Regions from separate parts of the Homo sapiens genome. Here region 1 is linked to region 2. A link is an interaction called in ENCODE POLR2A ChIA-PET data of the cell type or tissue named here. Cell type or tissue: Caco-2. All regions are shown on one strand. Links, peaks and the distances in the headings refer to the core of each region. The heading gives the core; the rest is flanking DNA.

Region 1 (2,919 bases), core at 255-2,754, 110 kb after region 2:
CTCTCCAGTAAAAAATTAAGAGAGCAGAAGGAGAAAACCTAAGATGTATATTTTTTGGCCCATGACACACTATTTGGGAAATTCTTTCTTAGGGTCAGAACCCAGGTTGGTTCTACTTAGGGAGTAAAATTTGGTCTTGAAAAAAACTCATGAGCATATGTGTCCACTCTACTCTCTACTTACCACCCCCACACACATTTTCCTTCTCTTTCTCTTTGTTGTGTCTCTTAGAATTTTCTTGAGCTCTCCTTGAATCTTTACCCAGCATAGCAGGGACAACACAGTCCTGAGATCATCAAAAGGGGCCCAGATCTGCTTCTGGGTCCTCTGGGAGGGCTGCGGGTTGGCACAGCTCCAGGATGAGAAGGTCAAAGATGCCTAAAGATGCTGGGTATTGAGCCCAGTGTTTAGGTTGAATGTTTCCTGTGGACCAATACTGTGCTAGGAGGTGTGTGTCTTTAGCTCGGGGTTGGGGAAGATGGGAGCAGGAGGCAGGAGGTACAAGAGAAGCAGACCTTGTCTTAGCCTTCATTCACCCTCATTCTCTGTGCTTTTGGTTCCCAGGTGGAGTATGGCCCCTGTGTGGTAGCTAGTGACTGCTGGAGTCTGCTGCTCGAGTTCCTACAGAGTTTTCTAGGCAGCCACACACCAGGGGCTCCCGCAGTGTTTGGGAACAGACATGATGCGGTCTACGGCCCAGCAGATACCATGGTCCAGTACATGGAACTCTTCAACAAGATCCGCAAGCAGCAGCAGGTGCCGGTGGCTGGGATTCGTTAGTGATGAGCAGCTGCCAGCTGAGCTCTGTCACCAGGGGTACTCCACAGGAGGAGCAGGTGCTGACTTTCAGGTCCCTGGACCCCAGAAACCCAGGGTAGACATGGACTCTACTCTCCTTCTCTGGTTCTCAGCTGTGGCTTTTGTTCTGGGGCTGAGTCCCCTCCCCAACCCCCTGACTCTCACACATAGCCCCCCATCAGCTGTTTTACTCCGTGCCTTACTGGATTTGGCCTGTCCTCAAGAATGGTAATTATGAAGAGTGGAGAAGTTTGGACCTTGCCTCCTTTAGGGGAAAGGTAGGACAGGAATGTCCCTGCCTGGTACTGGTGGGGGAAATAGTCCGTATCCCCAACTATTAAGGATTTGTCCCAGGCCAATGGTGAACATGCTGCATTTTATGTTTGGATTGTGCTGTAATAAGAGCCTCTTCCTTCCCTCAGAGGATGTGGCTGGGCTTCTATCCTAGAGATGGAGTAGAAGGCACAACTGGTTTGATAGTTACTATTTTCTGACCTGTTTGCTGAAGTGATTTGCGAATTGACTTTCCTAGGGTGTTGCCTGAGTCCTTTGAAATCTCCTTCTGACATCTTTCCCTTCTGTTGTGAAATATGTTAAGCCACAGGCCAAACTGCTATAAGATCGAAGTTTGTTTTTTTCTCACCTAATAATAGAGAGGTAATCAGATGGTCTAGGGCAGATTTAACTCTACAAGGTTATCAGGAACTTTGTTTCCTTCTGTCTTATTCAGCCATTCCCAGTATGTTTTCTTACCCATAAGATCAAAGCAGACTCATCAGCTCCATATCTGCATTCCACTGGGGAAAGAGAGAGAGAAAAGAGCAGATTTTAAAAAAAAGATATGACTGAGCATTGCTCAGATCACTGTGGCCACACTTTGCTGAAAGAGATGCTGGGACATAGAACCTCTTATCTGGGCAGTCATGTGCTGAGTTAAAACTCAGGGATTCTGTGACTACAAGATGAAAGACAATTTGGTTGCTGAGATGCAGTTAATGGCTTCTGTTACATGGAGCTCAATGGACGTGCCCAGGAATGCTTTTGGCTGTTATTTTGCAGTTAATACCTCCTGTAACTAAAGCATTTGTTTATGAGTTGACTTGAGAGAAGGGCTGATCTCAGAGCCGCTTTGAGCTAAGTTGGATTAGTCACACTAGGAAGTTAATTCCACACCTTTCGTCTAAGTCTCAGTATTGAGGCCTCTCCAGTTCTCATGCACCCTGATCTTAGGGTTAGAATACTTGACCCTGATACCTGCACCATGCTTCATGGTTCCTGAGCTCTTTCTCCTGTTTCATTTGAGCCTCCAAACTACATATTTGGTCATATTGCCTGCCTACCCCATGCCTGCTGCAGAAATATTCATCCAGGTTAACCTTGATATACACAGAGATGGTCTTGGAGAATTGTGAATGTATGTACTGTATTGTCATCAAGGATACTGTCCCTTATTTGAAGGCATCTAAAGAGAAACTGTTTTCAGATCCAAGTGCTCAGATCTAAAGCCTCTGCAACAAGTCAGGTGGTGGTCATGTTTCCCTTCTAGTTTTGGCTGACAGGAAGCTCAGTTCAGTACCATAACTACAGAACCTGTCATCTGTATTTTTTGTTCTCACCCCGTTTTTGTTATTTTGTTTCTGGTTTTTTATATTGAGGTATGTTTTAGATATAGTTTACAAAAATAAAACGCACAGATCTTACCTTTTTGGCCTCCTGATTTACATTTGCTCTCGTCCAGGTTTATTTATTTGTATTTTTCTGTAGGCTGCAGCTTTTATGGAATGAAACAATGCATAGGCAGCATTTTGAACACAATGCATTTCCTGAAAATCTCCAGAAGTTGATCGTGGTAAATATAGACTCTCTAGACTTATGCATCATAAGGAGGGACTCTGTTCCCTAAAAGCTAAAAAGCAGTATAAAATCCCTAACTACACTTGGCTTTTATTTTGTTTTTTTATTATTATTATTACTTTTGAGATGGAGTTTTGCTCTTGTTGCCCAGGCTAGAGTGCAATGGTACAATCTTGGCTCACCACAACCTCCGCTTCCTGGGTTCAAGCGATTCTCCTGCCTCAGCCTCCCGAGTAGCTGGGATTACAGGCATGTGCAGTTAATTTT
Region 2 (2,919 bases), core at 291-2,790:
TAAAATGAAAATGAACCACTACTCAGAAATAATCACTGTTAACATTTTGGTATATTTCCTTCTAGTCTGTCACCCAAGCTGGAGTGCAGTGGCTTGATCATAGCTCAATGAAGCCTCAAACTTCGGGGCTCAGGCCATCCCCCAACCTCAGCCTCCCAGTGCTGGGATTACAGGCATAAGCCACCATGCCCAGCTCCTTCCCATCTTATTTCTATGTAGACAACTATTTTCCTGTAACTGGGATCATGTGCTGTGTTACAGTTTTGTATCCCCCACTGACCTGGTATGTATATAGGATGAGCATTTTCCAATGCCATTAATATATTCTTTGAAATAGAGTTGTTAATGGCATTTTGTTTTGTTTTACTGATTGAAAGACTATACACTAAGGGAGTTAATATATTGTTGCCATTCTGGAGACAGGGAGGCCTTTGTTTTGTTTTGTTTTGTTTTGTTTTGTTTTGTTTTGTTTGAGACAGAGTCTCGCTGTTGCCCAGGCTGGAGTGCAGTGGCGCCATCTCGGCTCACTGCAGGCTCCGCCCCCCGGGGTTCACGCCATTCTCCTGCCTCAGCCCTCCCAGTAGCTGGGACTACAGGCGCCCACCACTTCGCCCGGCTAATTTTTTTTGTATTTTTGGTAGAGACGGGGTTTCACCGTGTTAGCCAGGATGGTCTCGATCTCCTGACCTCGTGATCCACCCGCCTTGGCCTCCCAACGTGCTGGGATTACAGGCATGAGCCACTGCGCCCGGCCTTGTTTGTTTTTTGAGATGGAGTCTCCCTCTGTTGTCAGGCTGGAGTGCAGTGGCACGATCTCGGCTCACTGCAACCTCCGCCTCCCGGGTTCACGCCATTCTCCTGCCTCAGCCTCCCTGGTAGCTGGGACTACAGGCGCACACCACCACGCCCAGCTAATTTTTGTATCTTTCGTGGAAATGGAGTTTTACCATATTAGCCAGGATGATCTCAGTCTCTTGACCTCGTGATCCGCCTGCCTCGGCCTCCCAAAGTGCTGGGATTACAGGTGTGAGCCACCACGCCCGGCCCTGAGTCATTCTTGAATGAATGGCTTGGCGCTGGAAGGGACTGCTGAAATGTAGATTGAGAGAGCCAGAAATTAGATCTCAATAGGCTGAACTAATGATGAAAATTTAACAATATAAAATTCAACAAGAACAAAGTTTATTCTGAAGTTAACAAAAGGATTCTGCAAAGCAATCACCTCAAACCTCTCTTGTTAGAAGACTGGGTGTGAATTACAAATAAATTATAGAAATACAGGATAGGTGAGATGTGGCTTAACAGTTATTTATTTGCTCAACATGTATTTATTGAATGTCTACTATGTGCCAAGACTTGTTTGTTCTAGGTGTTGGGGATTCAGAACAAGCCAACAACCCTGCCCTCCTATAGCTTACATTCTAGCAATATCTAGAGACAGACAATAAGCAAACGAACATACAATGGGATGTCTCATAGTGAAAACTGCTGAGACCAATGGCAGTTAACCATGGTTCACAAGAGAAAACCGTGGTTTAAGTTGGCTCTAAACTCATGAATCAACTGTGTGATTCAATTTTGAAAAAAGCCCAACTCTACCTTAGGCTGTATGAATGGAATGTCCAGCACTTGGGAGATCATGTTCCCTCTGCTATCTGATTATCAAGTTGGATCCTGGGGCACTGCATTTACACTCTAGAGAGACACTGATGAACTGGAACTTATTTAGGAAAGGATGACTAAGATCATTAGGGGTCCCGTATTGCCCCTAAACAGGCAATAGGACCAGGATCAGCGGGTAGAGGCCCCACTACCCAGAAAACAGGACCGGACCAGTGGGTAGAGGCTCCAGGAAGGAAGGTTTCAGCTCAGTAGGTCAAGGAATGTTCTAGTGGTCAGAACTGACCAGGAATGGAACAGGCTGTGAGAGGGGGTGACTTTCCCATCTCCAGAAGTATATAAGAAGAGCCTGGATTCATCTGTGTCAGGATAGCATATAATGAATCTGGTAGAAGCTTGGATCAATTTATATGTGCAGCTCCTTTTAGTTCCAGGTCATACTATGCATGAGAAGAAAAAAGGATTTTCTGTAAAGATCTTGTAATGTACATAATTCCACACTACCCACATTTTAATAGCCAACAACCACCAAGGGCATAAGCAGAATTCCAGCATGTAGAAATCACAAGTTCTCAGAACTCCTTCACTCATCATTTTATTTTATTTATTTATTTATATGAGAGGAGTCTCACTCTGTCTCCCAGGCTGGAGTACAGTGGCACCATCTCTGCTCACTACAACCTCCACCTCCCAGGTTCAAGTGATTCTCCTGCCTCAGCCTCCCGAGAGCTGGGATTACAGCACATACCATCACACCTGGCTAATTTTTTTGTTTTTATTTTTATTTTTATTTTATTGTTGAGATAGAGCTTCTTTCGCCCAGGCTGGAGTGAAGTGGTGTGATCTTGGCTCACTGCAACCTCCACTCCCCGCCCCCATCCCACCCCAGGTTCAAGTGATTCTCCTGCCTCAGCCTCCCAAGTAGCTGGGATTAGAGGCGCCCGCCACCACGCCCAGCTAATATTTGTATTTTTAGTAGAGATGGGGTTTTGCCATATTGGCCAGCCTGGTCTCCAATGTTATGCTTTACAGAAATGAAAACAAAGTCCCAGATCATGGATTATATTCAGTTGTCCTGTCTCCCCAAGTTTTGTTTAACCTGAAATGATTCCTTAGTTTTTGTCTTCCATGACATCAACATTTTTGAAGAGTGGGCAAGGAACTCTTAAGCAAAGTCAAAAAATGAGCTAATGCAGCTGGGCATAGTGGCTCAATGCCTGTAACCCTGTTTGACAGAGCCCATCATGCTCCGAATTTGACAGATGAGGAAATGCAGGCATGGAAAGGCTACCTTGCTCA

Evidence for each region. Peaks named below come from ENCODE experiments on the same cell type or tissue, not always from the same donor. Only the 100,000 strongest peaks of a DNase experiment are listed, where the experiment ranks them.
Region 1: POLR2A ChIA-PET joins it to region 2 with 5 read pairs; 5 of 35 experiments call an interaction of 5 or more read pairs at or near these places.

Annotation. Positions count from the first base shown.
Region 1 is chr6:41,904,933-41,907,851 of GRCh38, reverse strand. MED20 (mediator complex subunit 20) reads left to right here. Exons shown (of 4, transcript NM_004275.5): 4 at 565-2,498. The coding sequence ends at 780. Among named protein-coding and RNA genes, the nearest start is that of USP49, 11 kb to the right of the region's middle. In Caco-2, for the core only: no CTCF peak of the experiment used is centred there; a DNase peak (open chromatin) is centred at 1,671.
Region 2 is chr6:42,011,919-42,014,837 of GRCh38, reverse strand. It overlaps LOC105375059 (a long non-coding RNA gene), which reads right to left. Exons shown (of 5, transcript XR_001744119.2): 4 at 948-1,089. It also overlaps a transcript of CCND3 not described here. Among named protein-coding and RNA genes, the nearest start is that of TAF8, 37 kb to the left of the region's middle. In Caco-2, for the core only: no CTCF peak of the experiment used is centred there; no DNase peak of the experiment used is centred there.